Linked DNA regions of Mus musculus: region 2 is linked to region 1. The links are chromatin loops, found by intact Hi-C in ENCODE. Cell type or tissue: left cerebral cortex. All regions are shown on one strand. Each heading gives the region's core, and the rest is flanking DNA. Links, peaks and the distances in the headings are about the cores only.

Region 1 (16,015 bases), core at 3,207-11,206:
ACTCCTGGGTAGGAACAAGAAGAAAAGGCAAGAGAGAATGCATTAAGGAGATATGGCTTTAGAAAACAGAAATGGGCCGGGCAGTGGTGGTGCACGCCTTTAATCCCAGCACTCAGGAGGCAGAGGCGGGTGAATTTCTGAGTTCAAGGCCAGACTGGTCTACAAAGTGAGTTCCAGGACAGCCAGGGCTATACAGAGAAACCCTGTCTCAAAAAAAACAAAAAGAAAAAAGAAAAGAAAAGAAAGGAGAAATGGATGTTACTGTAAATCCATTAATCTAGTCTTGCAGAGGGAAGATGAGCATAAACTAATTGTATGGTGATGGTGGAAAGGAGAAGAGGGTAAAGTGAACATATTTTGGTCTTCAGCATTGCTGGTAACCATAGACCATGCAAGTAAGCCAAGGTTCATGTCAAAATGTCTAAGATAACCATTACCATCGAAGCACCATATGCTCAAACCACTAGCAAAGGAAGAGAGGATGACAAAATTCAAACAGAAGTCAGTGTGACCAACCAACCACAAAATATTACAAGGAGAGATGATGGCAGTGATTTCCCCTGTCAATAAAAGTGCAAAACTATTACCCAAAGAATAAGATACCCAGGTATGCACACAAGGTTAAAACGTGATCAGATATGTAATGCCCTGACGGTGGTTACTATCTGAAAATTGCCAAATGCAGTTCTCAGATCAACAGAAAGGGAAGATGGGCCGAACCCCTGCTGACTGACATAGGAAGGCTTTCTGGTCGTGCTTGTTACCTGAGGTGATTTAGAGCAAGTTGCTGGAAGGTAGGGGGAGGACAGAAGCTCTCTGCTCTCAGCACAGGTATCTGTACAATGCCTACAGCACGCACCATGTGCAGTGCTTGGGATAGTGACTTTGTTTTTTCTGTGACGAGGCACAGAGCAAGCAAGAGTGACACTTTCTCTTATCACAAGAAAAATGTAAGACACAGAATTAAAAGGAAGACAGAGATGTGCCATTATTCCGATGAGAGAATAGTGTATGAATACCACCCCCAGCATCCACAGATGAACTGTTGTAATTAATAGTCAAATACAGTAAACCATTAGCCGGGTGTGGTGGCGCACGCCTTTAATCCCAACACTCGGGAGGCAGAGGCAGGCAGATTTCTGAGTTTGAGGCCAGCCTGGTCTACAGAGTGAGTTCCAGGACAGCCAGGGCTATACAGAGAAACCCTGTCTCGAAAAAACAAAACAAAACAAACAAACAAAAAACCCATGCTAGATCAATATAAAAATGCACTATACAGCCTATGATCCCACATGGGACGTCTGCAGACATGAGTCGCAGCACAGAGATCTTCAAGTTTAAATCAAAACAAAACACACTAAATGTTCATCAGAATCACTGAAATAGACTCAAAATGAGTGTGTGAAATGCCGGCCTCGATTTGAAGCAGTAGGGTTGAGCGTGCCCGGCTCTGGAGATTTAAATGTACACAGTGACACTGAAAACCCGCTTAATGGCATCTACAGCTAAGCACATTGCTTCTCAGTGAACCAGGAGTTCCTACCTCTGTGTATACACCACAGAAGCACACATATGTGCAGTCCCAAATCTCCTGTACAAATGCTCATGACAGCAACATTTGCAGCAGCCAAAACCTGGCAATAACTCACTTGTCTGGCACCAATATAACAAACAGAAAGTTTGTGTGCATTGATGAATCAGAATATTATAAAACTGAGGACAGCCACCCAGATGTACATAGATTAATGGGACAAATAAAACGAGGGGTTGTATTTGACAGTGATAACGACAAATGATATATTTTATATCATAGACAAGCTATACCCATAAATCTTCTATCATGACATTGGTGTAAAGTTTTTTTTCTTTAATTTAGTTTCTTTTTTACTTATTCACTTAACATCCTGCTCACTGCCCTGCTCCTGGTCATGCCTCCCACAATCCTTCCTCCCCTCCCCTCCCCCCTTCCCTTTCTCCTCTAAGCATGTGAGGGATCCCTGGATATCCACTGGCACTTCAAGTCTCTTCGAGGCTAGTCATGAACAGCTATCCCAAAAGCTGTTGCCTGTATGTGGGATATGTTCTTCTAGCTGGGCTGCCTTGTCTGGTCTCAGTGGGAGAGGAAGCGCCCAGCCTCGTAGAGACTTGTGTCAAGTTTTTAAAAGGCAAAAGAAATCTATGGTAATGGAAGTCAGATTAGGGATCACGTTTAGAAGCGAGAGTTTTGAGATGTAGTGAAACCTCTCTGCACAAGGAGAGCACCATATGGCTTCATTTGCATGGTGCTTAACTGTACACTTATCTGTAATTTTATGAATTCCCACTATCTAATTCAACAATCAGGCTAGCCATTCCTGGGCCTGGAGAGGCTGCTCGGCAGTTAAAAGCACCTGCTGTTCTTGAAGATGACCAGAATTCTGTTCCCGGTACGCATACTGGACAGCTCATAACCTCTTGTAACTTAAGCTCCAGGGGAATTCAACATGATCTTTTGGCCTCTGTGGGTGCACACGCAAACACACACACACACACACACACACACAATTTTTAAAAATAATTCTTTAAAAAGATTCCACAAAGTATGGCCAGTCTGGCCTCGTGGGTAGCAAAGGAAGACCTGCCCAGAGACAAGGAAGGAGATAACATATGTGCTCCACGCTGAAAGCAGCAGTCCCCTCTGGTCACGTGAGAAGCAATATCCCATCTAGTGTTTCTCAGCCACTGCTAGCTCTTAGCCTCAAATATTTTATCCATCTGAACAGTTCTTGGAGGTGCATAGGCCAGACCAGCATGAGACAATTGCCAGGAGGTTAAGAAAAACCACCATCCTACAGTGCGGCTGGTTACTTAAGGGCCATTTTCAACATCTTTGGTTTAGAGAATATCAGAACTGCAGTCACACATTTACAAAAGGAATTTCTGAAATATCAGTGGGCCAGGAGCTGACTGAACACAGGTCTTTGTGCTTTTGGTTGCATGGAGGAGTTGTCCTCATGCCCCTGAAGAATCATTGCTAGAGTATAAATCAAGATTCAAAGCCCTTCTGGGTCCATGTCACCTGTTGTTGGCCCTACAGGGTTTTAGCTGAATGAGAATTGCCTCCATTGGCTTAGTCACCAAGGAGCGACTATATTCAAAAGGATTAGAAGGATTAGGAAGTGTACTTTACTGGATAGGTGTGGCCTTCCTTGTTAGGGGAACTGTGCCAGTGGGAGTGACTTTGAGCTTTAAAATGCCCACATGAAGTCCAATGTCTGTCTGTCTGTCTGTCTGTTTCACTCAGCTACTTCTCTAAAGCCATGCTTCCCACCATGATGATCTTGGAAGTAGTCACTAAGCCAATGGAGGCAATTCTCATTCAAACCACCACAACACTCAACCACAGAAAATGAAAATTAAAAAAAAAAAAAAACAACTAAGCATAAAATCAAAATTGTTCTGCACTGGGCATCTGATAACACACACACACACACACACAAAATACTTTGTTCATAGAATTAAAGGGCAGAAACCCTCAATTCCTGGGCACTTAACTCTCAGTAAAACCTACTATTCTATTCTGTCACTAGAAATGCCAGTGACCTTACACAGAAGAAGAGCATCAGACAGAACAAGCCAGAAAGGTCCTCCTGTAGGACCAACGACAGGTGACATGGACCCAGAAGGGCTTTGAATCTTGATTTATACTCTAGCAATGATTCTTCAGGGGCATGAGGACAACTCCTCCATGCAACCAAAAGCACAAAGACCTGTGTTCAGTCAGCTCCTGGCCCACTGATATTTCAGAAATTCCTTTTGTAAATGTGTGACTGCAGTTCTGATATTCTCTAAACCAAAGATGTTGAAAATGGCCCTTAAGTAACCAGCCGCACTGTAGGATGGTGGTTTTTCTTAACCTCCTGGCAATTGTCTCATGCTGGTCTGGCCTATGCACCTCCAAGGCCATCTCACAGTCTTTCAGAACAGTAATTTGTTTACTGACATCTCCCATTTTTTTCATGTTCCAGGAATAAGAACGGAGTATTGGGTGTGGGAGGTAAGGCCTTGTCCTGAGAGCCGGGGAGCCATCTGAAGGTCCTGACCTACGAGAAGCATGTCCTGGCCTGTAAACATGTCAGAATAACATTAGCCGTATATTTACAAAGCCTGCCCTGAGTGGGCCCATTATGCCCAGCCTAATGGAATTGCATTCCTCTAAGTGCTTTTTAAGTTGTGTAGACAGCACTGCCAATATCCCTGCAGGGAACTCGGATGCTTGCCGTAAATAGCGAGGCAGGCCTCCCAGGGCGATCCCAGGTTGCCTTGGGATCTACTGAAAGGAGGCTCTGGTCCTGTGCATCCTCGCTCACAATGCTGTCCATCTGATTGAGCCTCTGATACCCAAACTCATTCAGCTTTCCTAAAACTGAGAACAAAATTACACGCCATCCTCCGAGTGACTCTCGTGGACCCCATGCCAAGATCCCTTGTCCCGCCCTGTCCCAGCCCTGCATGTCCTGTCTATTCCTTCAACATCTTACAAAAAGGAACAGAGTTAGAGATGTAAACAAAAATGCCAAACGTTCAAGGCCCAGCAATGTCACTGCACAACGGAGAAAACCCAGCTGTGAGGAATTGGGCAGGCCACCAAGTAACGGTTCACACGGTGAGGCAGAACCAGCAATGGGTGGGATGTAAACCATGCTGGTCTGTTGTATGGGGCTGCACTCCTTCCTCTGGTGCGCAGTAGGCCAACAGAACTCAAGGCTCATTAGGACCATGCTATCCTCACCTAGTTTAAGAGGACTCGGTTGAAGACTCCTACTTTAGGCCGCCATCTTCCACTCCCCTGAGGGAACTCCCACCTCACCTCACTGAAGAAGAACTATCTGAAGACATGACATTCAGCTGGTGTGCTATGGCCCAAATCAGCGACTTACGGAAGCATTCTAACCCATTAAAGATAAAAAATATCATTACCTTCTATTTGTTTTTCCTTAGCTGTTTCAATTTTTGAAAGTCGTTCATTTTGAACATTCTGTTTTGTAACAAGCCAATTATTCAACTGAAATCATCCACTTTCATTAAAACCAGCAGGGCTTCCAAGAAGTGATAATGGACTTAATTTTTCTCCTAAATATAAATTCATGTGTATGCATACATATGTATAGATTCATAATGTGATATTCATGCATAGTATTTACACGTCGTATATATGTGCACACACACACACACGCACACACTGGTCAACAATTTCAAACACAACAGTCTTTTAAGTTTAGGCACAAAAATGTTAATTAATATCCTAGCAGGGTTTAACCTGGAAATATTCCTAGCAAGTTTTTATTGATAGAATAGATTTGTATTTTGCTGAGCATACTCGTGAGTTAAAAATAATAATAATTCTAATTTATACAACTTGAACTTCTATTTAGCTCCTGAATTCTTAGCTATGACTTGTAATAGAGTGTTATAATATCATAAAGCTTCTATAGATGCCAGACAAAAATATGTATTAAAAACATTGGAAGGAGGAAAGATGGATGAGATTAAAAGTAATTAAGGAAAGGTTTCAGAGTTTCTTGAGAATCTCCAAAGTCTAAAGAAAAAATTCACAGCAAGAAACAGCCCAGTATACAATTAAATCAACCATGAGATTTGGTTTCATAATCAGATGTAAACTTAAAGAATAAGCACATGGGCATGCGCACACGCGCGCACACACACACACACACACACACACACACAGAGAGAGAGAGAATAACACACTTCCTCTGTACCTTCTCTCAGATTTATCTTATCTATCTCCTAGCCTATAGAAATATATGCATTCATATACATATGGATATATATCCAATGCTTTTTATTTTCTTTCCTTAAAGTTATACAAAAACACCGTTTCAATGTATTTTTAAAATTCAATAAAAGCCAAATTTCAAACTTTAGATGAACCTGGATCTAGGCCTCAGATCAGTGCTGGCATACACTGTTGCTGAACTTCAGGGGAAAGACAAAGACAGTTTATATCCAACCCACAACAAACCACACGTGTTTCCCTGGTGCCAATCCACAAGACACAACCCACCCCGATGCAACCAGAGAAGCCCTACTTATTAATGAATGCTTTTATCGATGTTTCCTCGTGCGGCAACTCAATCAAAAAGGCAGCATAAAAATAAATTAGCTGAGGATGTGAGGTCTTATTTTACAAATGATAGCACTCAAAAGGTTTAATGTCTGCCACGCAGACTAAGACCGCTGGGGTCTCCCTGCCCTGAGGGAGCAATTTCTGTCCATACAGGAGCTTGCTGATATAGTGAGGTATTTACTAGACCCTTCACGTTCCAACTCAGGATGTAAGACACATATCCACAAACCACACAGCAACGGAATCTACCCCATGGCATGCAGCAAACGCACTTATTTTAAGTAGTTACCATGGGGATCCATCAAGAGCATAACACCTGGTGCATCTACAGAATGCTGTGACCCAACACTATGAGCAGCTACACGAGCCATGTTGCCACACACACACTTTGACAGCTGTATACTGAACACTGCTGTGTCTTTGGCATCTGCCGGGGCCACGAACATCTTTTTGCCCACAGACAAGGGAAACCAGGAGTGTTAATCATGCAGGAGTATCTCCTTAAATGAGGAAGAACCTGTTTTCCACCCAGAACGCTAGGAGTGGATATTGTTAATGACCTGGAGACCTTTTGCTATTTGTAGAGGCAGACTTCACCCAAGCACTCCAGACTTTTCCATCCCAGACGTTCCCTCCCATGGCCTTTAGCTCTCAGGCAATAGAGCATATCTTTAGCAGGGGATGTCACATATAATCCACAGCCTGCTGACCTCTGTGCTGTCCCTGTCAGAGACCCCGCTAGAGTCTAAGCCTTTGAGCTCTAGAATACATCTTCATGTTCACATGTACTTTGTAAAGGGGTTTCTATGTAGCCATGCCTTAAGCTTTATTGTGCACCTGGAATTGGAATGAGTGTTGCCTGGAAACTTTTCCCCCAATTCTATTGTTTAAATATGCCGCCAATAAACTGCCAGGCATCGGACTCTTTAGATGTTTGATTCAGTTTGATGAAGTCAAGTCGAACCGAGTTTTCTTTTCTTTTCTTTTTTTTTTTTATTCCCTCAGTGACTTCTGCAGGGACCCTCTCAGGCATCTCTTTCCAAATGTACCTATTAGATCATACACACTGAGCCCTCAGAGGGTATCTAGGTGCAGATGCCAAAGGACCCTGTGAGACACACTCGATGGTTCTGAATGTTCAATGTCCCTCCCATAACTGGGCACACCTACCTCGGTACTTCCTCACCTAGAACTAAGGATCCAAACTGAGATGTACTAGATTTAAAAAAAAGAAAGCCTGACATTTGCTCTCTCTCTCTCTCTCTCTCTCTCTCTCTCTCTCAACCTCTTTCTGCCACTTCCTCCCACTAGGCAAATTGTTGTTCCTTCCTCTGGGGGTCCACAGAGGTTCCTGCCTCCTCTTCCGAAGATGTACTGAATTGCTAACTCCTTGTATTCATTTCATAAGTTTGCTATGCACCAGTGCTCAGCCCTTTAACACAAGGGCAGTAGGTTTAATAGCGTGAATAGACTCAGAAGACCACAAAAGACCACAGAAGACTAAACTGGGCAAAAGAACAGAGTCCCAAAGGAAGACTACACGCACACGCACATCTTTGATGCCACGGATGTGGGGTGAGTGGTTAACCAGTCTGGAAGATGTGGGCTCAGTGTCTCCCCAGAACAGGCTGCCAACCTAGAACACCAGTGCCCTCCCATGGACAAGCTGCAAAGACCGGTAAAGCACAGCCCTCAGCCCTGAGGCTCATCACCCCACCCTGAAGTGAGGATGTCACGGTGTCTTCCCCACCTGCAGAAAGATCTGCTCCTGCTTCGCTCTTCACTCCTGACACCGCGGAGGACCGCTTCTTCCAGCTGCTTCCAGCCCGGTCAAGCATAAATCTCAGTACAACTCGAGTCATGAACGGAAGTATCATTTACCGATTAGTAAGACTCATTTCCTGGGGCTGAGGAGACGGCTCTCGGTGGGAAAGTGTTTGCTTAACAAAAGCATGAGGACCAGAGTTCAAATCTCCCCACACCCTTAAAGCCAAGTGTTAACAGCACTTGCCTGTCACCTCAAGGTGCCAGACTAAACTCAATGTCAAGATTTGGGTTCAGTGCGGAAACCCTGTCTCAAAAACTAAGGTGGAGAGCTATAGAGTACGCTGCATGAGACCAGCCTCACAATACTGGGCATGGTTCAGAGCAGTGTGTTGGGGAGAGGGGTGTAAGCCTGAAAGACAAACTTAAGTTACTAGACTCATGCACATTATGTTAACTAATGCTCTGGATAACTCTGAATACATGGGTGACAGTGTGTTCTGATATGTTACATTCAAAAGATCGGCTCCTTCACTCTGCTTGTAGCGCAATGGCTACAGCAGAGGGAAGCCTTCATTAAGGGGCTCCCTGTCTCCTAGTGCCTGTCACACAGGGGCACGAATTTGAGAGACTGGGAGCCAGGCTGCCTTTCCAGACCTTGAGATCAATCTGATTGTTAAGCCACTTTCTTTGCGTTCTGACAATCTAAGGTAAGTCTTGATCCTTAATGAACAAAAGAGGAAGCATTCAAGAACCCTCGTGTTTCTCTTTACCTGTGAAAGGCTCGTCTTCATGGTGTAAGTACAAACAGCGTCACTCCTTGCATCCAAGCTTAGCTTAGTTCCCAGCCCTGGTACAGCACAGAAACCCATCCCAGCAATACAGCAGCTAACATCTTTCCTATGATCTTTTAAAGCAGGACCAAGGGAAGCCAGTGCAGCCCAGAAATGAAGTAGGTGAAGTTGTGGTGGTCAAAGCCGGCCATGCTAGTCACACGTCATTGTTAACACTGTCTTTGGTGTCTTCACTCTTACAGGGCCTGGTAGAAGAAGCCCCTAGTGGAGGCCAGAATGTTTAACTTCAGGATTAGAGAGGCCCTGGGAGAAAGCCCCTCCACACAGCTTGGAGGGTGAGCTTTATGTCCTATGAAGACTAACACCAAGAGAATTCTGTGAACTGCCGATTCTCATCCATGTGCTCTCTGTTCCACACAGAGCACACACTTGGAATGGTCCCCATAGGGAAAACAGACCAGTTAGGAGCTGAAAAGTAGCCAGGTTCCTGTTGAAGATCTGTAATCCCAGTTGTTTAGAAGGCTGAGGCAGAAGGATCCTAAGTTCAAGGCTGGCCTAGGCAGATCAGTAAAACCCACTCTCAAAGAAAGAAGTAAAGGCGGGGCCGGGCCAGGCATTGTCACAGCCAACTGTTTTTGATGCTTGATAGCAAGAGAGAAAGAAAGAAAGAAAGAAAGAAAGAAAGAAAGAAAGAAAGAAAGAAAGAAAGAAAGAGAGAAAGAAAGAGAGAAAGAGAGATAGAGAAGTAGGAAGGAAGGAAAGAAAGAAAGAGAGAGAGAGAGAAAGAAAAAGGAAGAGAGAGAAAGGAAGAGAGAAAGAGAGAGTAAGGAAGAGAGAGAGAAAGGAAGAGAGAGAAAGGAAGAGAGAAAGGAAGAAAGATGGGAGGGAGGGAGAGAGGGAGGGGGAGGGGGACTGGGAGAGAGAGAAAGAGAGAGGTGGATACAGAAATGAAGAGAGAAAAGGAAAAAGAAGGAGGTGAGGAAGGATCGCCAGGTATGGCGGGAAATCTACCTTACAAACCAGTTGCGTGCTGAAAGCTCAGAGGTGTGCATCTTTTCCTTGAAGGTCTTATTCTGCATGGCAATATTTCCCATCAGAAAAATACTGGAGGACCCCAGTAAACATTGTTATGAAGATAAACAACCAGCAACTAAAGGGTTGTGTTCCCCCAACACCAGGCCACCCTGACACCAGCGCTCTTCCTCGCCCACACAATGCCCTCCTAGGACGCCACCTACCCTGCCAGCTGGCCAAGGCTTGTGGATTTCATTATCCCCTGAGTATGATTCCCTCTCATGTGCACCTTGTTGTTGGTCGTTTTCATCTGTAGACAGTATCGAACTCCCTTCCTGTTGCCAACCCTGCCACCACTGATCTATGGCATCCTAAATACATGCCAGTCTCCACAGTCTGGGGCCAGTGAGGAGACAGAGTGCTGCTACTCGCAGGATCTTGGCTTACATGTCCCAGTTAAAAGCCAAGAAAAACCAGAAAAAAAAAAAAAGTCAGTCTCAACTAACACAAAATCGCCCCTCAAATGAGGCGCAATTGTCACCTGCATCTCATAAGGGAGGTGTGTGCTAGGTGATTCTCACAAGAAAAGAAAAGAAAAAAAGAACAGATTCTCCATGCCCCTGTCCTTGTAAAGAGCCTCTAAAGGCCCCCCATGGAGACCCAACCCCCCCCACCAACTCATCCTCTGCCTCACTACTAACTGCAGTTCCAGTCTGCTGCTCTTTGAGAGAGAACACACAGGAGTTCCAATCCCAGCAACCACATGGTGGCTCCTTGGTATTGGTGTTGGTATTTTCATTGAGTAATAATGGGTATTGTGAATGCACAGGAAGGAAGGGGGCAGAATAGACAGACATTTCTCTTCCCCCCAAGGTGGTGCTACGGGCAGCCATTTGCTGCTGCTCCAGAGCTGCCCACTGCGATGGAAACAATGCTTAGTTCTATGTTTTGGGGGTTTGCTTTTTAAAAAATATATAAATCCAACTCTAGATCTACAGACCCCTCAGCCAGGCATGGGGTGGCACATGCCTTTAATCCCACAATTTGAGAGGCAGAGGCTGGTGGATCTCTGTGAGTTTGAGGCCAGCCTGGTCTACAGAGTGAGTTCCAAGCTAACCAGAGAGAGAAACCCTGTCTGAAAGGAAGGAAGGAAGGAAGGAAGGAAGGAAGGGAGGGAGGGAGGGAGGGAGGGAGGGAGGGAGGGAGGGAGGGAGGGAGGGAGGGAGAGAGGGGGAGAGGGAGAGGGAGGGGGAGAGGGAGAGGGAGGGGGAGGGGGAGAGGGAGAGGGAGGGAGGGAGGGAGAGAGAGAGAGAGAGAGAGAGAGAGAGAGAGAGAGAGAGAGAGAGAGAGAAAGAATATCTTTCTGATTTGAAGTCGGGAAAACACTTAGATGCACAGTCGTTTCAGCTTGTGTGTATCTTGTATGTAGGCTAGGTTATGTACCTAGCTAAGGTGCATACCATCTAAAACCTTTGCTTTAATAACCAGACCCCTCTGCTGACCAGCCACACCAGATCGCTCTTCTTTACCCACTGTCTACCTCATTCTCTTTTGTCTTCAGGATTAATCAGTGAAAGAGAACATTGCCAGAGGCCTGAGGAGGAAGGGTGGGAGAAGGGAGTGTGTCTTGGCTCTCTCTGTTCGGCAGGACCAAGGTTAACCTAGACTTGGATTTGGTATTGGGTCCATTTTTTTTGTTTTGTTTTGTTACTTTTTTTTAGTAAGAAAGTATACATTCCAACAGGAATCTGCTACCTCAGCAAAAAGCTGCTTATCTCCCGCAGCTGCCACAGCTGCCTGCCAAGCTTCAGGGGCTCGGGGTCAGTGATTACCATCTCGGTTCTGACACATTGACATCAGCAACAAGCTAACCTTGAAGCCAGAGCTGAGTCACTCCTAACAGATGTTAATTGGATCGCTCTGTCTGACCCCTCCTGGGGTCTGGCTTTTGTCTTCATCACTGTATTAAGCCAGTGAGAGCCTTCCTGAAGCTCTGAAATGCTCTGCTAAGACTGATCGATCCTGTATCTAAAATTGAGCAGATAACCCAAGTGTATTTTGGTAAACTTTTAACCCACTTCCCAAGGCATTTGTCTGTCCACCAAGTAAGAAACCAGAAATGCATGCTTCTTATCTCATAGAGAGCTCTCCTTTGCTTCCCATGAATAATTACTGCTTTAGAAGCAATGTAACACACTCTGTCCATTTTGCATTTATGTTAGCTGGCTTCTGAAAGAATGAGGACCATTGTAATTGGAAAAGAAAAATAGTGACACTCCCTCTCTTAGGAAATTTAGGACTGGGAGAGTTTGGAAGACAAAACAAGATATGGAAAAAAAAGAGTTAAAAAAAAACCTGATATATTTAAATAGACAAATGACCCCAAAAAGACATCCCCCCCCCCAGGCAGATATGCAACGGTTGACTTATGCATGAGGTAATGTTCTGTGCGATGTGATTTCATCTTACCTGGTCAGAATGTCTCCAGTGGGAATAAACATTGTCAGGTCCTGGAGAGAATATGGATACGGAGAAAAGAAAACTACACTACACTGTTGGCAGGAACATAAATTAATCCTCCCTTTGCAGAGAACACTGTAGAAAATCCCAACGAAATTGAAAATAGACTTACCTGGCCTATCAACCTCCTTGCTGGTTATTTATTCGAAAGAAAAGAAACTGGTGTTTCAAAAGGACCCCTGTTACAACTGTTTCCTGCAGACCTGAGAAATGGAATCAACTAAGACTTCTCCTGGGACAGCAGAATACTACACAGTTGTTAAAAAGGGAACGATCCTGTCAATTCAACATCCGGGTGGAACTGTTTAACCTATGTTGAAGGAAATGAGTCATGGACAGAAGCAAACACCACATGATTTCACTCTCATATGGAAACTGAGACAATCAAGTTGATACAGCCAGAGAGTCAACAGTGGAGTCTAGAAGCCAAGAAAGGGAGAGGCTGTTCAATGTGAACACAGTCACGGCCCACTTGAAAGAGTCCACACCAGCCTTCTGTTGCTCAGGCTGTGATTTAGATTGACACAGGTGGATTGAGTGACCCAAAATTACTAGAGGAGAGGGTCTGGGGGTGCACTCATCACATGGAAGTGATAAAGACTTGGAATGTTGGGTAACCTGTTGTGCGTTGATCAACACACAACCTATGAGTGTGATAGAGCACCAGGCCACCGCCTGTGAAGATGCCCCATGAAGTCCATTAATGCTCTAACTTAGAGCTACAGATATGGAAGCCATTGATGAAAGCCACTATCCTGTGCAGTGCTGTACTGAGAAGATCGAGGCTCAGTGGTCAGGTGGGGCTGGACTCAAAGCCCTGACACCCAGCTTGGGAGTACGTGACGACCAAGTTATTAGACAGAGCTGAAGATGACCGTTCTGAGTTCAATGAGGCCCGGACTCCTTGGTCAGAACAACTCCAAATAGAGCTATTCCTTCAGGCAGACAGACAGATCCCAGAGTTACACTGACCTGCAAAGCTCTCATTCCAAGCTTCCATCCCGACGGTGCCCTCCAAGTCAAATAGTAGTGAGCTTCATAGAAGTGACTTCTTTCTCAGTGCTGGAAGCTTTCCACAGTGCGGTAGAGGCATGTTGGCACTACCCTGTGCACAGATGGGAAAATATGATAAAGATTAAAAAAAAAAAGAATCACTAAGCTAATATTCAGTGGACATGTTAATATGGAAAGGGGGAATTCTCAGGGGTAAAGAACCACAAACAACCAATGAGTACTGGGAAAATGAGAGCTACCCTTTCCCAAGGATAAGCCCCTCATTGGTTGTCCAAAACAAAGTGGTCATCCTGAAACCATACATATACATGTACAAACACATATGCATACACAGATACACACACATATATGGTATTTATATGATATATATGTGTGTGTATATGTGATATAGTATACATTTTTATATATGTACACATATAGTATATATATGATGTATATATGGTATGTATATGGTATATATGTAGTATATGTATGTATATGTATATATCATGTGAGATATGTATATATCTCCAAATAGAGCTATTCCTTCAGGCAGACAGACAGATCCCAGAGTTACACTGACCATATATATGTGTGTGTATATATGGTGGCACTTATACATATTTGTACATGCATACATATGCACACATATGTAACAATAATAGTCAAAGAAAAGGAAGCTATCTTAGTCATCATTATAGAAGCTTCCTCCAGCAGCAGCCGAAAATGGATGCAGAGACCCACAGCCAGAGGTTATTCAGAGAGTAAGACTAAACAGGAGGTCTCCATGACATTCCTCCCCCAAGAGCTCAGGGAATCCCATGAAGAGGAGGCAGAAAGAGTGTAAAAGCAAGAAGGGGTAGAGGACACCGGGAGACAAGCCTTCTAAGTCAATGAGCAAAGATTGTATGACCTCACAGAGGCGGAGGCCGCATGCATACTGCCTGCCAGCTTCCGTACTAGGTCCTCTGCGTATGTGTTAGAGCTTTCAGCTTGGTATCTATGTTTATAGGACTTCTGAGTGTGAGAACTAGCAGGTCTCTGCTCTTAGGAATCCTTTCCTGCTGTTGGCTCGCCTGTTCCAACTCCCATGTGATGGTTTTGTTTTACCTTATTGTATTTTATTTTGTTGTGTTTGGTTATTAGCTCTCAGAAGCCAGTTCTTTTCTGCTGAGAAAGAAAATGGGAGTGGATAGGAAGGGGAGGAGGTGGGAGGAACTTGGAGTAGGGGGAGGGGAGACTATAATCAGGATATATCCTATGAGAAAATAATCTCTTCAATAAGAGAAAAAATAATTTTAATGACAAAAATGAAAAAAAGTAGTCTATCCACTTGAGAGTGGGGTGACATGGAAGGTTTGAGAGAGAGAGAGTCTGAGAGTAGCAGGAGGAGTGAACGTGGAAGAAAAAGTGAGGTAATTCTATTTCTATTATAAACATATTTAAATGTATTAATTAAAAGAATGGCTAAGCAATCAGAGTTTCCTGGAATATGTAAGTTCACTTGGAGTCAAGGATTTGGTTGATGGAGTAAGAAACAAGGTTCACCTACAGCCAAGCAGGAAAGCTGTCAGCAAGGTCTAGAAAGTTCTAGAAGGGTCCTCTAACTATTCTGATCTAAAGAAACGTCGGGATGTCTCCTCCAGCTGCTGTGTTGCTGCCCACGATAGAACAGAGAGGCCTGTGGGAAAATTCACCCCCTAAAGTTCATGTGCACCTGTCTACTCCTCCCAGTCACCCCACACTCTCCACTCCCTATCCACTTTCTGTTTGCTGAGCCCCAAAACTCTCTGAACATGAGGGGTTCTTCTCCTTCCCATGTCACAGCTGCAAAACTGAAATACCACATCTGCTTCTGATGAGTCATAGAAAATGCAAAACTCCATCAAAACATCACTCAGTCCACAAATGTCAGGAGGAGTGACCAGCTATCACTTTCTTGAGAAGGGACAAAGGTGACAAGGATGTAGTTTCCAGGCAAGGGGCCCCGAGAGAAAGGGTGGCTGTGGAGGGACCGACTGTGGAGAGCAAACTTGCTTCTGTGTCATTTTGTCCTCAGGTAGCTCCTGCCTGCAGCCGGGGCTGGTAACAGAGGCTGAACTCGGATTTGGTTCAGGAAGGTTTTCGGAGTGTTTGTGTTTATTTAGTTTTGGGTTTGGCTTTAGCTTTTGTTTGAGTGCCTCTGCAAACACGGTGCATCTGGCAGCAAAGATTTATGAACTAGTTTTTCTTGGGTGTTCATTTATTTTTCCTGGGGCTGGATGCTTTCTTACTACATGCTAGTATTGATAACCTGGTAGCTTGGGTGACAAGGGGTGGAGTCTAAGTCCTGTCAGTTGCCTCAATTCCCTCTACCAATTACCCAAAAGAAGAGGGGATCGATCGTTCTGGCTCTCTCATTCGGAGGCTTCCCATCTGTGGTCAGGGGTCCCAATTCTTTGGGCCTGAGTGAAACAAAATATGACATGGGAAAGGGGACACTATTCACCTCATGCTACACAAGAAGCAGGCATGCTCCAGCTAGTGGCCTTCTGTCAGCATCACCTCTTATACCATCTGGGTCCCAGACTATTGGGGTGCTGTCCATATCCAGTGTGAGTTTTCCCCTGATAATTGTCTGAAGATGCCTTCATGGCAAACCCAGGAGTGAATTTGATCTCCTAGGTGTCTTTAAATACAGCTAACTTTTCAATCAAGCTAACTTTGAAGGTTAGGTCTCACTTAGCTAGTTGGCAATCTGATAGACAGACAGACCTCAGTCAGCTATGGCTCAGTCTACTGGAGAAGGGTCTCTCTTTTGGGG
Region 2 (16,015 bases), core at 3,184-11,183, 78 kb before region 1:
TGCTTTAGACATCAACAGGAATGCTCAGAATAAAGGCTTGTTTTCCGTCTGTGTCATTGCTGCACACGGCTCTATGACCAGGTATTGATACCTGGATGTGAGAGTAAGCTGTGTCCATCATCCTAAAGGTCTAGCATTGCACTCTGACCTGTTAACTCTGCCAACATCCTCACCTCCCTGCTGTCCTTTGTCCTGCCTCTCATCAAAAGACATTGTGAAGAACTGTATTAGACTACACAGATGAGAAGGGGGCTGTGGCGCTGACCTCTTGACCTCTGACCTCTTGACATACAGTATCAGTCTTAGATTGCTCTTGCTCAGCCTGAGAGCAAACTTCTAATCTGCATAATCTACACTTGGGTCTTAAAGCAATGAATGGAGGTGTATTGCAGACAATCCAGCCACACGATGCCAAACTGACAGCTGGGACTCCTCTCTGACTTCTTAGAGTGCGGAGCATGAGCCGTGGCGTGACAGCCACGAGGAACACAACCTTTAAGTCAGATGGGACAGACACTAGATTTTGTCTGTCCACTTCCTAGCTGTTCTCCGCTAAGGATTCTGGGCTTAGTCATCTTCACTCGAAAATTAAGAATGATACATTACTGAGTTGTTTAAAGTTAGACAAATCAATGTGTGTGATGTCCTTATCACCCAGAAGTCACAGGTCCTAAGCAAGTAGGAGCAGAGAATGGGAGTGGCTTCATCTGGCCATGTTGCATCTGTAGCCTGGGTGACTTGGTGCCCCTGAGGTAGCCATGGGAAGACCAGAAGCAGCCAGGTCTTGTGAGCAGTGATCACATCCAGTTGCTCTTGACCTGGGCCCTGTAGCATCATGTGGACCAAGAGTATCATCTCACAGTCAATGAGCAACTGGATATGTTGTGCTGCTCTCATTGCAATATTCTCTCCACCCACCCCATCTCCCATTCTGGGCTGTGGGTGTTGACAGGCTAAGAGTTTCCCTCTGAGGAAAGATGTGCTGTACGTAGCCTTCCTGAGCCCCAGCTGGTGCTAACAGACCTAAGAATGAGCCAAATGACAAAGTCTACTGGAAACCCTGAATCCAGCTGCACGCCCAGATGTGCACATTACCTGATGCCAAGCCATTTCAAGGGCTTGAGCAACATGTAGGTCCAGGCTTGCTGTTCTGCAGCCAAAGCTTGGATGCCATTCTAGAAGTTCGCAACTGAGTTCATTAGGAACTGAAACTCCTCCTTTGAGGATTCCCTCCTAGACAGTGGCATCTCTACCATGCCCTACCTGCTGCAGGAAATGGCTAACAAGCTCAGCCTGGGGTTGGGACAGACTAGTCTAGTTAGAATCCGCCAGGACACACTCAACAGCCATCTGGAAGAAGGGAGTTAGACCAGCCAGCCTAAGCACAGAGACTCTGGTCTTCCTGTTGAGGCCATTGAACTCTGAAAGTATTGGAGATGAAAGGCAGAAAGTCAAAGCTTGGAGGGACTTCCATCTAAGCTGGAAGAGCATAAGCGACCACGAGTACTTGCTTATTTTCTTCAACTTACAGTGAGGGTAAGTGGAGACATCCCTCACCGGAGGTTGGGTTCTAGGCTCTGCAACCCACCCGTCATTCAGCCCACACTCTCCATCACCTCCTGAGAGGGATACTTCCTTCCCCACTGCTTTACGACATCCCGGGCCCAGTCCTACCTGCAAGAATCAGAGTTTGACATCAACATCACCCACCCCAGAGGTCATAAACACCACAGACTGCATAAGGTCCTGCTTTCCAGCAACTACAACTTTGCTTCCAAACACAACACTGTTCCCATGGGAACAATAGGCGGTCCTGGGCTCTAACACAGATTGGTAGATGATTGTGATGACTTGATTGTCAACTTGATTAGATTGGAAAGTGCCTAGAATATTGATAAAGCACACTTCTGGGCATGCCCTATAGGTGTTTAGAAGGACAGTTAACTAAAATGGGAAGGCTTGTGCCACCAGACAGGATGGAGGTGGCACAGGGTGGCACAGAAGGGTGAAAAGGGGTAAGCCAATAGAGCAGGGCTCACTCTCTGTCTCTCTGTGTCTCTGTTTCTGTCTCTCTGTCTCTCTCTGCCTCTCTGCCTCTGTCTCTGTCTCTGTCTCTGTCTCTCTCTCCCTCTCCCTCTCCCTCTCCCTCTCCCTCTCCCTCTCCCTCTCCCTCTCCCTCTCCCTCTCCCCCTCCCCTTCCCCTCCCCTTCTCCTTCTTGGCTACTATGAAGTGATCATCTCTGCCCAGCACACCATCCCCACCAGAACAGGCTGAGACAAGGACACAGAATACAGTTTCCCGTCTAGGCCATTTCACTGAGGTGTCTGGTCATAAAAATAGCAAGTTCTGACTAATAGAGTGACCACCATGCTTAAGCCATGTGCACACCAGCATATGAAATCCAAGCATCTAAGATAGTTTTAGAGTACACTGCAGGCTGGGGTTAAAAATGCAAGAGAGAACGTCAAGTCTTCCCTTTTATATCCACCCTAGCATGTTCCTCCTCTGCCCTGTAATAAGGGCAGGTACAAGAGAAACATGAATGGCATCTACTGTAGCCTGTTCCCTCAGGGCCAAGCCATGTACCTTCCCCAAACCCAGCTGTGCTCACAGATGCAGAGGCAAGGTCTCAGTCTGAGGAAGAGGAGAGGCACACAGCTGGGTTAGGGAAAGCCTGCTGTTCCTCTGCACAAGGGGACTTCCTTTCATGTGGCTGTTCTGCATTTAAGGGATAAAAGCTTAATTTTAAGGAAATATTAGCAGTCATTGTGGTTTTTACATAATGGCCAAACGTCGTCAGAAGAAAGAACTTGTTAGAAATTATGAGTGTCTGCAATGCTCCAATGGCCTGCAGAGCTCCAGGCCCTGCACAGCCCCATGGCCCTTCTCTTTGAGATCACTGCTAATCGCTGGGCCTTTCTCTTATCCAGCAGTCCACCTTTCCAGAGCTGCAGTCTTTATGGTGCTTGGGCAGGGCACTAACACCTGCCTTGGTTTCTAATGCTCTTTTTGAGTAAGCACCAAGGACCTGTGCTATGCCTGGTGAAGGTTGCTTGCACTCAGTTGCTATAAAGACTAATAAAATATAATTAATTAATTAATATAATAAAATATAATTAATACAAATATAAGTATTTTTGTCCAAATGCCATCCTATGCCCACACCCATGGCCACAATACCAGTGTTCCCCAGTTTGTGACTGCAGAGCCTCCTGAGGGCTCTACATCGACCTATGGCAAGACAGAGTCCACGTTTGGAGGAGCTCTTCATTCTGTAATTTGTCACATTTTACAGCAAGCAAGGGAAATGATCATATGCATATCCCAAGGGGACATGGAGCCAAGGGGACAAGTACCCTGAGATGGCAGTGTGTCAGCGTTTTTGAGGAACAGGAAGGAGACTGGGCAGGTAGGCCAGTGTGAGCAAGGGACACAGGAGAGAGAGGAGAGGGAACATCAGAATGCTAGGTGCCTTATCTGTGTCTGGAATATTCCCCAAAGGCCATGTTGAAGGCTTAGTCCCCGGCTCTGTGAAATTGAGGTAATGGGACCTTTAAGACATTAGGTATCTAGGGTGTGTCCTTCAAGAGACTGGGGTCCCCTCTCCTCCTTGCTCTCCATTTTATCTCCCACCAGGATGTGGGTGGGGTCTAGCTATCCACTCATTGTGATGAGCTACTTTGTCAAAACAATTGACACAAACCATGCCATTAACACTTAAAACTCTACACCACACTAACTTTTCTCCTTAGGCTGACTGTTCCAGGTATTGTTTGTTTGTTTGTTTGTTTGTTTGTTTGTTTGTTTGTTTTTAATGAAAACTGGCTAACATGACAGCCTCCAGGTCCAGGTCCTGGAGGCTGTGCATCGTGGAGGAGCTGAGCAGAGGAGCCATGCAGCTGAGTCCAGAAAGAAACAGGATCTCTATAACAGTGTTGCAAATAAGCTCCAGGGACACGATGGTGTGGGCAGGAAAGGGTTGATTCAGCAGATCTGGGCTGCTCAATTTAAACAAAGGCTAGAAGGTGATATTAACAGCCCCTCCCAATACCACACACACACATGCATGCACACATGCACACACATGACACTGCACAGACAGACAAACATACACACATGTACACAATACACATGTACACACCCATATACACATATACACATCTATGCGCATACATGCATACACATGTATACATGCATAAACATGTACACATGCACACATGCACAGGCACACATACACAATATACACATACACATTCATATGTACACACCCATATACATACATATACATCTATGCACATACATGCATACACATGTGTACATACATAAACAGGTACACACATGCACATGCACACACATACACTCACTCTGGAGAAAACAGAACACCAGTGCATGAAAGGGTGATGCCTCACAGACCATTGTTTTATCAAACCCCTAGAGTATTTCTGTTGAAATTTTTTTTTTGTTTTGTTTTGTTTTTTTTGTTTTCTGTTTTTTTTCCATTTTTATTAGGTATTTAACTCATTTACATTTCCAATGCTATACCAAAAGTCCCCCATATCCACCGACCCCCACTCCCCTGCCCGCCCACTCCCCCTTTTTGGCCCTGGTGTTCCCCTGTACTGGGGCATATAAAGTTTGCAAGTCCAATGGGCCTCTCTTTCCAGTGATGGCCGACTAGGCCATCTTTTGATATATATGCAGCTAGAGTCAAGAGCTCCGGGGTACTGGTTAGTTCATAATGTTGTTCCACCTATAGGGTTGCAGATCCCTTTAGCTCCTTGGCAACTTTCTTCTGTTGAAATTTTTAAAAAATGTATTGGTTAGGGAAAGGTACTTTCCACTCATGAAAACTAGTACAGGCCAGAATCTCTCTGTTTGATGGGGGAGCCTGGACTAGTCTGTCAGTGAAACCTTTCTCTTTCCTCTGGAGAAGAGATTCTTGGAAAACTAAATAAGGCATGAAAGGGGGAAAGCTCAAGCCTTCTCCTTCCTCTTTGGCATGGTCCCGCTCATCTGCTAGGTACAAGTAACACTGTGAGGCTTGGGTGTAGGAAGAGCCTCTTTCACTTAGCACTGTCTCTGGCCTCACCTCCTCTGCACAGGCACTGGTGACCTCACCCTCTTCCCAAATGGATAAATGAGATGGTCATCTAAAGAGGGTCAGGAATTCTGAAGTTGCCCCTGATAAAGAAAGCGAGAATGTCTTTATACTCAGGGTCATTGTATGTAATTCCTCACCAGGAAGTGAGACAACAGCTGCGGGGGGTGGGGGTGGGGGAGTGGGGGGGTGGGGGCGGTATATAAGTAAAATGTACCTTTATGTAGACATAAACAAAATGCAGGGATAGTTCTGTGGCATTCATTCCATAGATGTGTCAGGAGGCTCACACACATACACACATACTCTTACACTCACATTCACTCATACACACACACACACACACACACTGAGCACACACATTCTCACACTCACATTCATACTCATGCACACAGCACACACATAGCACAATACAGCACACACACTCACACACACACACTGAACACACACATTCTCACTCTTACACTCACATTCACACTCACGCACACATACACACTCACACACACACACACACACTGAACACACACATTCTCACTCTTACACTCACATTCACACTCATGCACACAGCATAGACACATCTTTGATAGGAGCATGACCCGGGGCAGCTGACCTCCAAGTGTCTGAGCAGAAAGTTCACATGACATATATCTGGCAGGCACCATGTAGTGAGCACCATGCAACAGGCACCCACTGAATGCTCGCACTCCCTTTGTCTGTACCCTGTGTATTAATACACAGTATCGGTGTAGCCAGAGGGAGAAAGCAAAGTAACTGAGGAGCCTCACCCTGGGTAACGGGAGGCACTTTTAAAGTGTGCTCTTGCACTTACAGAATCTAACTAAAAACGCCCAGACTTTCCTAATCCTGCTCTGACTTTGCCCCATCATTCCGTTTCTGTGGTCCTGCTCTGCTACATGGTGGCTTATGGCCAGTGAAGTGTTTACCAATAGGGGCCGTTTCTCATGCCCCCTAATCTCGCTCAATAACGAACTAACCTCTGCGGGCAACACGATATCCTTCGCTCTGCAGGCATCTCAGCGCACTTTTGACAACTCCCAGGAAGCTCTGTAAATGTGTGAAGAATGAACCACTAGAACGGCCTGCAAAGAAAGAGTGCTTTGGAGACACGGAAAGGAGAGGGTGAAGGAAGCTTCAGAATGTGAGCACAAAGGAGACCTAGGGGAACCCAGCCACTGGCAGCCTGGGGCGGAACAGGCTGCAGGTCTCTTTGGAGGGTGTTATCTATTGTCTATCCATATAAGGTGGATATCTGTGCCAAACAATGTCTCTAACATAATTTCAACCTCTTGTAATGTATTTCATTACCCAATAGTCTAAACCTTAGTACCCCTGTGGTAGGCAAGTTTTCGTGTGGCTTCTAATATGCCACAGCCTTGCCATCCGCTGGGTACCGTGTGAACTTCCTTCCAGGAGTTGAGAGCTGTCATCGTCTTGGGCTTTGGAAGGAGTCACAGGGCAGTTGATGGGGATTTGCCTCCTCTAATTCAAATACTGAGAAAACGGCTACTCAGGAATTTTTGAGACATTTGAATGGAGAGCTTGCGAGTGTATTTTAGTATTTTGTTTTCTTAAGGGCACACAGACAAGCCCTTTGTGGATGTTCTTTCTGTGTCTCTGTGTGACACACACTTCAAAGGCTCCCTCTTCAAAAGCTACATTGTGTGTGGGACGGGGACCGGGATGCAGCAGACAGGAGAACATCTGTGTGGCACCCAGGCAAAGCAGCTCTCCCCAGCACTGTCATAAGGGCCAGGTAAGGGTCTTACAAACAGCGAGTGCCAAGGAGTTTGCAGAGTCTGCAGCCTCCTGAGGTCCTTTAGCCTCTCTCTTAGTTCCTCTATCATATTCCAGAACAATATCTCTGATAGGAGTGCGAGTTAGCCCAGGAGGGAACCTTCATGCAGAGGGTAAGGTGGCACAAGCCATTTAAGAACAAGTAAAAGAGGCATTTTCTGGAACTCTGAGTCTCCATCCAGGCAAAGGTAGGTTTTGTCTGTGTCAAATGCCACTTCCCACAGCTGGAACCCAAACTCTTAAATTCTAACTCGTGAACTCAGAAAGAGGGGCCTGAGAGATGGCTTAGAGGTTAAGAGCACTGGCTGCTCTTGCATAGGACCAAAGTGCCTTTTCTAGCACCCAGATGGCAGCTCAGGACTATATGTAACTCTAATTCCAGGGGATCCGACGCCCTCTTCTGGCCTCCGTGGGTACCTCAAGTGCACATGTTGCACAGGGCTGCATGTAGGCAAAACACTCAAACACACAAAATAAAAATAAAGGAAAAAACTCAAAGATGTGAACTGCTTAAAAACACTGCTCATCTTAGGCGAGTGTTACACTCCTTAGATGTAAGCTCTCCCAGGATCCTTCACTTCCTGTGTTCTTGTAAGCTCTCCCAGGATCCTTCACTTCCTGCGTTCTTGTATGCTCTCCCAGAATCCTTCACTTCCCGTGTTCTTGTATGCTCTCCCAGCATCCTTCCCTTCCTGTGTTCTTGTAAGCTCTCCCAGGATCCTTCACTTCCTGCGTTCTTGTATGCTCTCCCAGAATCCTTCACTTCCCGTGTTCTTGTATGCTCTCCCAGCATCCTTCCCTTCCTGTGTTCTTGTAAGCTCTCCCAGGATCCTTCACTTCCTGCGTTCTTGCATGCTCTTCAGGACCCTTCACTTCCTGTGTTCTTGTAAGCTCTCCCAGGATTCTTCACTTCGTGCGTTCTTGTCTAGAACTTCACTAGTGCACATTGAGACCTCGTTGCCTGGAATATTTTTAAAGTGTTCTTTGGATCATGTTCATCATGAACACACAAATCTCTGTGGAGGAAATATCATACTTATTCCAAAGTCATACCCTCTATTCCTAAAGATTTAAAAATAAAAAGGGACAAAATCCAGCAACAGATTCTATTCTGGCCTCTTTGGCATGGAAATCTAGAGGAAAGTTGGTGGGAAATATATTCCCTTGCTCTGTGTGGGACATGGAAGTGGGTATTTACTGAAACGTACAGGCAGCTAAAGTCCTGCCTGGAAATGAATAATGACATGAGCCATGACTTACACTTCTGAAATCCATAAATTGTATTTATAGTTGAACACTTTATCAAGACAGCTAATGGCAATCCAATAAGCAGATAAAGGAAGTAAGAAACAGCGGGGCTGGAGCAGAGTCAGACTTGCAGATGTACAGAATCCTAAAAATGCCTCATCAAATATCTTCTGGACAATGATGGCAGGCAGACCCCAGATGGGGGCTGGCACAAAGCATGAGGGCAAAGGTCACTTGGGCCAGTAGCCCCTCAGTAATGATGGCGCACTTACCGCCTCCAGTTGTATGACTGCTAGAATATGTCTTTGATAGGAGGAGATGTAGAGCAATATAGGCAGGAGAAATATTTCTGCCTCTAGGAGGTTTTAAAAAAGAAAATCTAGGACAAGAAACGGAGCTCTTGGGGGGAACGCTGTGCCCAGGCTGCACAGAGCACATTTTCAGACGGTGACTGAAATAGAAAGCCGAGCGAGCGAGAGAGCGACTGCTGCTCTCCTCAGCCTTGCCAGCGACTGAGGCTGACAGACTCCCTCAGAACAGCATCTGTCATGTTGCGACTGCCTGCATTGGGGACAGGTGCAGTTCCAAGCACCTTCTGAGGCATCCCCTCTCGAGGTCCTCTCTAAAGTCTTCCTCTGCTGGACTCTTGTGAGCACAGCAAGATGAGGAACACGGTCTCAGATGCCCTGTCTTCATTGCCGGAAACACAAACCGCCCACAGCATGCAGTGGGAAGCTTCGTCACATTGAGTCTGGTCTCTAGATTCGTGCTGAGCAGGGGGGTAAGGAGCAAATGCATCCATCCTGCATCTCTGGTCCACTGTGGAAGGCATCCCTGACCAGGTCTGACATGATAAGACTGCTACCCTAGGAAGCCAATCCAAAACTAATCACGGGTGCCTGCCTGAACCCTTGTTTTACTAATCTAGACAGAGGCCCAAGAACTTCAAAACTCATTGATCCAGCACACATAGCTCACATCCACAGGAGTCACGTGGTAGACATGTCCACAAGGACCACGCAAAGCAAACAGAGTTTAGTTAACATAACCGTCTTCTTTTGTACGAATTGAATTATTCTAGGGGGACAAAAATCTAAAAACATGCAGACAAGAAGTAATTTTTAGCAGATTTGATGTAATTGGTCATAAATAGAAAGCACTTTGTGTTTGCAGTTAAACCTGAACAGTTTCTAATTCTTGCTGAGGCAGGGAGAGGGGTCGGGTGGGGTGGGGTTGTGTGAGTGGCTGGAATTGTCTGCGCTTCGAATTCTTTATCTGTGAGAGAAAGAAAGCATAACACAGCTCATGGTAGATGTAGTGTGTGACATTCACATGCAGAGTGGCTTTAATGCACGACACTCCTGGTATGTGGCGACCATGATGCATGTCTGGGCTGTGTGATGGCTGTAATTATTAGAAGTCACCTGTAGCAGATTCTCACAATATGAAATACAGTCAGTTAGCAGGAACTATAATCAGGTTTAATATAGCCGGACAGTACACACTGAAACAGACGACGTTTGCTCTGTGCACAGCACAATGCTTTTCCCGATCCTGCTGTGGACGAATTTGCTTTGCTCTTTAGTGATACCTCCTAGATTCCTCACACTGTGCTAATGGCATTTTTGTTTTTTACAGCGTAATTCTCAAAACTGCCAGAAAACTTAGTCTATCACCCTCCTCACTTCAGAGGTAAATAACTTGAAATGTGGTGAGGTAGAGTAAATTACCACTGGCCAATACGGTCATCAACAGCTGCTTCGTTTATTACAATAGCACTGTCCACATTCACAACCCTCATGCTTTTACTAAATAAGCCTGGACTCTTATGTCCCTGAGCTAAGGGCTGGGAGCAAGGCAAGAAGGAAAAAAAAAATGCTCACATTCCTGCTTCAGGGAGGAGATGGTCCTGCAGATAACCCAGCCACTGGACAACTATGATGGAAAAGGAACACTCAGATGAAAGATGGCAGGTTTCAACTGACACCTCACCAAATACCGTATTTAGTTGACAACTATGCACATGAAAGTGCCTTTTCTGCCTCATGGTATAGGAAATCAAATATTAAAGTACAGTAGTGTTTAGAGCTGTGAAGATGACCGAAACCTAGGCACAGACATGCTCACCATGGGCGATGGGTGGAGCTGTAACCCGAGAGGAACGAACACATGCAAAACTAATGGCGTCGTGCTCTGGAGAAGCAGCGCACGCTTAACACTAAACATGAAGTTATGTTATGTGCTTCTCTTGTCTGCTTCTCCAGAGCATGCCGCCTAACACTAAACATGAACTCTCCTAAAGATTAAAGACAAAACAGCCCCGAAAAGCGGACATAATCAAAACACCACAGCCACCAATCAAGTTCTCTTGTGTTTACCGGAAGGTATGGAACTCTGTCCATAAAACCCAGCTCGTGTATGCTCATCACAGGGCTATTCATAACTGCCGGAACCCAGAAGCAGCCAGCACACCCTTCAGGAGGCACGTGGTTAAATAGGCTATGGTGAAGTCAAACAATGGAATATTACTAGCATAAAAAGGAATGAGCTATCGAGCCATCCAAAGATATGGGTGACTCATGAATGCTTCCTACGGAAAGAAAAGAAACTGATTTGATAAAAACACATGGCGTTTGAGCCCAGATCTAAGACACTGTAAGATGGAAAAACCATGGATGGAGAAGAAGGATCGGTGGCTCTCAGCAGGAGCAGGGAGAATGTAGGGCGGACAGAACAGATACGGTCACTAAGCGAGGGGAACGCTTCTGTTTAATGGTGTAACGGTACAGACATGCTATCATGTATTTTCTCAAACCCATATCACATGCAGCACCAGGAAAGAGCCCCGGTGTGAGTTCTGAACTTCAGATGAAATGGCGATATAGGCTTATGATATAGGATTATTGATAATCACACCAATGCCATTGGGAGCAATTGTCCCTGCTCGGCTGGGGGTGCATGGGAATGCTCTACACCTTCTGCTCAGTAATGATGTGGAACACGTGAAGGATTCTGCAGGAAACTTGCTGTCTCGAGGAATCATAAACAGTTTATAGAAAGTTTCAGATCATTATTCTAAAATCTGATAGATGAGTGGTGAGATTATCAATTATGCTAAATGCCATAGCTCTCAGTAACCAGACGGACAATACAGGCTTGATGAGAGCAATTGACAAGACCCACTGGACGCTGTTGCCGTACCTGGTGATCAGTACATTTGCGTGAAGTGGTCTCAGATCTGGAAAAATAAAACACAGGAAGACAGTAAGTTCTCCCCTGGTGACAAAAACACAATGAAGCCATGGTAAAGGTTTCCAATAAACAGCCAGGATTCTGTGACATCTGCCGTTCACTTGAAGGCAGGAGAATAACTGGAAATACCTTTGTGTTGGGGAGGAAATCTTGGTGTCTCTTAAACACAGATCCATTGCTTTCAGCATTCAGTGACAGCTTGCTCTCTCCATTAAAAAAATAAATAAACAAGAGCACTGGACAATACCAAGATTCAGTCATTTTAAACCTACAGAAGATCAAGCAAGGAAAGGAGCCCACCCTCCGAGGAAAGGCTGGGGGAGAAAGGAAAGGAGAACTGTATATAGTAGGGGTGACTGCCAATGTGCTGCTAATGGCTGAGGGCACACATCCAGGGAAGAGGACTAAGCCACAGGCCTATAGCGTCTCACATCACAGCAAAGGCTGGGATCTAGATTTCAGTCCCGCTACTCGTAGCTGGAAGACTTCTGTAAGTTTCTGGATCTCTTCACAATGCAATATTCTCATCTGTAAGGTAGGAGTGTCTCCCTGACATTGTATATGAAGACGATACTATCTCAGTGCCCGACGTATTGCAGCCAGTTGACTAATATTAGTTTTATTTCATTTTGAATGAGACAAGTAGGTTTTATCAGTCTAATCATTTCTATTTTTATTAAAAAACATACAATATATTTTGATAGTGTTTTGCATTCCCCCAACACCTCCCAGATTGACCTCATCTCCCTACCCACACCAGAGTTGTTTGTTTTCTCCAATCCTCTCAAAAAGGAAAAAAAACCCTGAAAAACAAAAAATGAAACAAGACACACACAAAGAGAGAGAGAGAGACAGAGACAGAGAGATGCCCAAACCATAAAAATAAAACTCAGAACCAACCAATATGACGACAAACACAACAAAAAGAAGTCAAAACAAAGTAAAAAAAAGTCCCCAGAAATAACACTGAGTTGGTTTTGTGTTGATCAGCTACTCCAGGTCATGGGGCATGCCCTGAGTCATGATTAGTATAACCAGGATCACTCCATAAGAGAAAGCAGATCTCCCCTCTTCTAGCAGGTATCAACTGCAAATAGCTTCTTGCTTAGGGGTGGGACCTTGTGGCCACTCCCCCCTCCCAGCACTGAGTTGGACAGGTGCAGGCCCTGTGCATACTGCCACAGTGTCTGTGAGTTCCTACGTGTGTGCGACCTGTGCCGTCTGGAAGACACTGTTTCCATGGAGTCATCTGTCACCTCTGGATTGACAGCCTTTCTCTCTTCCTCTCTTCCTCTTCCTTGTCCCCATAGATCCTAGCCCAGAGGGAAAGGGTTTGATAAAGGCGTCCCGTTTAGAACTGAATGCCCCAGCATCACTCACTCTCTGTCCATTGTCCAGTTGTGGGTCTCTGTGTCATTTCCCATCTACTGCAGGACGACGAAGCATCTCTGGTGATGGCTGAGGGAAGGAAGCCCTGACCTCTGGGTGCAGCAGCCTGTCATTAGAAGTCATTTTATTGCTTTGTTCTGTTAGCAGCACAATGGTATTAGGTTTTCCCTCTGTGTAAGTGTTTCTTTACACAGAAAACCTGTTTGTCTTTAGTGTCTATTAGATTGCCACAGATTTAAGAAAACACTCGAAGGAAATCAGAATTCCTTGGTCAGGTGCCAAGCAGCCGACAAAGCAAAGACAGTCGTCTGTGGTACGGTGGTTTCTCAATCATTCAGTCACGCCCTTCAACCTGAGGAGTTCAATTCTGGTTTCAGGTGACCCACTGAGCTGTGCTGAAGTCTTCATCCCATGGTACATTGTCCCTGTGCAGCAAGGTGGACAACTATGTTGTGCAAAGCCAGGATAGCTGGACTATACCTCCTCCTGGCCACCAGGTTACACAGGACCATGGGACCTGTCATCAGTCACCTCACAGAACATGAGAGCTGCACACAAAGTACAAGACATGACCCCTTCAGTCATTCTCTATACTACCTGTGATGGTTTGTCTATGCTTAGCCCAGGGAGTGGCACTATTAGGAGGTGTGGTCTTGTTGGAGTGGGTGTGACCTTGTTGGAGTGGGTGTGGCCTTGTTGGAGTGGGTGTGGCCTTGTTGAAGTGGGTGTGGCCTTGTTGGAGTGGGTGTGGCCTTGTTGTAATAGGTGTGTCACTGTGGGCATGGGCTTTAATGCCCTAGTCCTAGCTGCTTGAAAGCCAGTATTCTGTTACCAGCCTTTCGATGAAGGAGAGCCTCTCAAGCTCCTCCTGCACCATGCCTGCCTGGATGCTGCCATGTTCCTGCCTTGATGATAATGGACCGAACCTCTGAACCTGTAAGCCTTCCCCAATTAAATGTTTTCCTTTAGAAGAGTTGCCTTGGTCATGGTGTCTGTTCAGAGCAGTAAAACCTTAAGACACTACCTCAGCCAAGTTTCTGGAACAACTTGAACCTTCAAGCTCCTCCTCCCTATAAACGCTGCAGAGGATGTTGACTTGATCAATATCCCAAGTGTCTGAGCAGGAATCAGATGGTCCACTTGAGCTGAATTATAGAAAAGATATCAATAAAGTAATTAGCCATAGGAGACAAGTATATGGACCCAGAAAGGACTGCCGTTAGAGCCTGGACTCACATGAGAGGAGAGGCAGCACCAGAATCCAGAGAGGACTTGTTTAGCAAAGAGCACACAGGACTGAACTCCTGTCAATTGACTGCCTCCCCATAGTCTGACTTTGTTAAATTAATGGGAACCCTGGAGTAGAGGCTTGTTGACATAGTTCACGTAGGTGAGCATGGATGGAGACAGGGCCTTGAGAGAGAGATGGGAGGTGGCGTGGAAGATGCAGGGAAAACACATCAAGAAAAATGAGTAGGGATAGAGTCAGTTGTTCAATGACTGCCAGTGCCTAGTGCACAGGAAGAAAACAGTAATTGACTTCCAATCCCCAGCTTTTAGAGAGACTTGTAATCCCAGTGTTCCTGTTCCACTATGGGCAGGAACTTTTACTCACAAGCACACACACACACCAAAAGAGAGAGGGAGAGAGACAGAGAGACAGAGACAGGAAGAGACACAGATGAGACAGAGACAGAGAGAGACCGTGAGAGAGGGAGAGACAGAGAGAGATAGACAGAGAGAAAAAGAGAAAGAAAGGAAGGGACAGAAGCAGAGAGACAGAGACAGAGAGATAGAGAGACACAGAGAGAGAGAGAGACAGACAGACACAGAAAGAGAGAGAGAGAGAGAGAGAGAGAGAGAGAGAGAGAGAGAACAGTTCTCTTCCATTTCAGGTTTAGCTTAAGTGTTTATTCACTCTGCCTTCTTTATCTTAAAGAATTGCTGTCATTCCCAAACTTTCCCTCGTTCACATTAGTGTTTAATTTCCAATTATTTTGTTTGCTTTAAGGAATACTTGTGCTAGCATCCAATTTTAATAGTTACTACAAAGGGCTAAATTTCTTTATATAATATGAAGGGACTATTTGTTGGCTAGCAGACAATTTGCATCTGGTACCCAGTGAAGCCGATTCCCAGATAGCTTCAAGAACTTCATCGTTGAAAGTGGCTGTTTCCTAGTTTACAAACAAATGGGCTTTTGTCTTCCAGGTAACATGAATCTCTTTTCTCTGGTCAACCCATTTCATTCAATTATTCTTAAAGGCAACCAATAAAAGGTGCCAATCATTCTGCTTAACTATGTGGCTAACCATTTATTATTAATCAGAGCCTATCTTTCTGCAATAGTAAATGGGGTCTCAAAGATCTGAGCTCAATACACCCTAAATGCACTGACTGCTGTGCCTGGCCTCACGTGATAAGTGAAATGATGGATGATCGACAGTCAGGGGAGAGGCTCTCTCTCTGGTCCTCTGCCTCCCCTGACCATGATTTAACACACCTAAAAAAAAAATAGAGTGGAAATATTTTAACATAGGAAACAAAAAAGCAAATAAGTTTTCATTTTTGTTTTTAAGTTTATACATTTTTATTTAAGAAATTTTATACTTGCAAGACTTTCTATTCTTCCACTGTCTATAAAGGTCACAAAGTTCCCAACAAACAGGAGTTCACAGTTTGTCTTCAAGATAACCATTCTTAAACAATGGACTTGTCCCACCAGCCTGAAATTGTAACCTTTTTTTAATCTTCATGTCAATTATACCAGTGTCTCCTTCTGAGATCTTTGGCATCTGATTTTTTTGAAGACATTTAATTTAGGATCCTAAAGGGCAAATTGTGCAAAGTGATATTTTGAAGGAAATGAACCAAAATATTATTCACTGATAGCTTTTAATTTTGGAATGTTGTATCTTCATTTACAAGCTTGGACAAATGTTACAAGTGCTGCCATAGATAGCCACAATGCATTTTCTGTGACAAAAAGACGACTCTCATTTTCATATAAGTGTTAAATAGAGGTTGAAACCCCGGCTGTGAGAGTTCCTGCTTGGTCACTTATTTCAGTATATTTAATGGGAATATTTCTGGCAGGGCTAAGTAAGTGCTGTGTTAGACTGGGAATCCTGTCATCTTTACAATTATGTTCAGAAGGGACTGGAAGGGGTCTCCGGAGCTAGGAGATGTCTGGGTCAAAAGTATATTTCAAA

The links. Peaks named below come from ENCODE experiments on the same cell type or tissue, not always from the same donor. Only the 100,000 strongest peaks of a DNase experiment are listed, where the experiment ranks them.
Region 2: a loop joins it to region 1, with 2.4 times the contacts of the local background. A loop is called at or near these places in 2 of 42 quality-filtered maps.

What each region holds. Positions count from the first base shown.
Region 1 is chr13:59,281,554-59,297,568 of GRCm38, forward strand. No RefSeq gene overlaps it. Among named protein-coding and RNA genes, the nearest start is that of Gm34672, 34 kb to the left of the region's middle. In left cerebral cortex, for the core only: CTCF peaks have their summits at 7,792 and 10,504; a DNase peak (open chromatin) is centred at 7,755.
Region 2 is chr13:59,203,753-59,219,767 of GRCm38, forward strand. Gm34558 (a long non-coding RNA gene) reads right to left here and starts at 12,809. Exons shown (of 4, transcript XR_003950535.1): 1 at 12,795-12,809; 2 at 11,364-11,400. It overlaps Gm34354 (a long non-coding RNA gene), which reads left to right. Exons shown (of 6, transcript XR_382523.2): 6 at 1-49. In left cerebral cortex, for the core only: CTCF peaks have their summits at 7,299 (motif pointing left), 8,549 and 8,770; DNase peaks (open chromatin) are centred at 7,303, 7,996, 8,697, 9,670 and 1 more place; H3K27ac peaks cover 3,443 bases.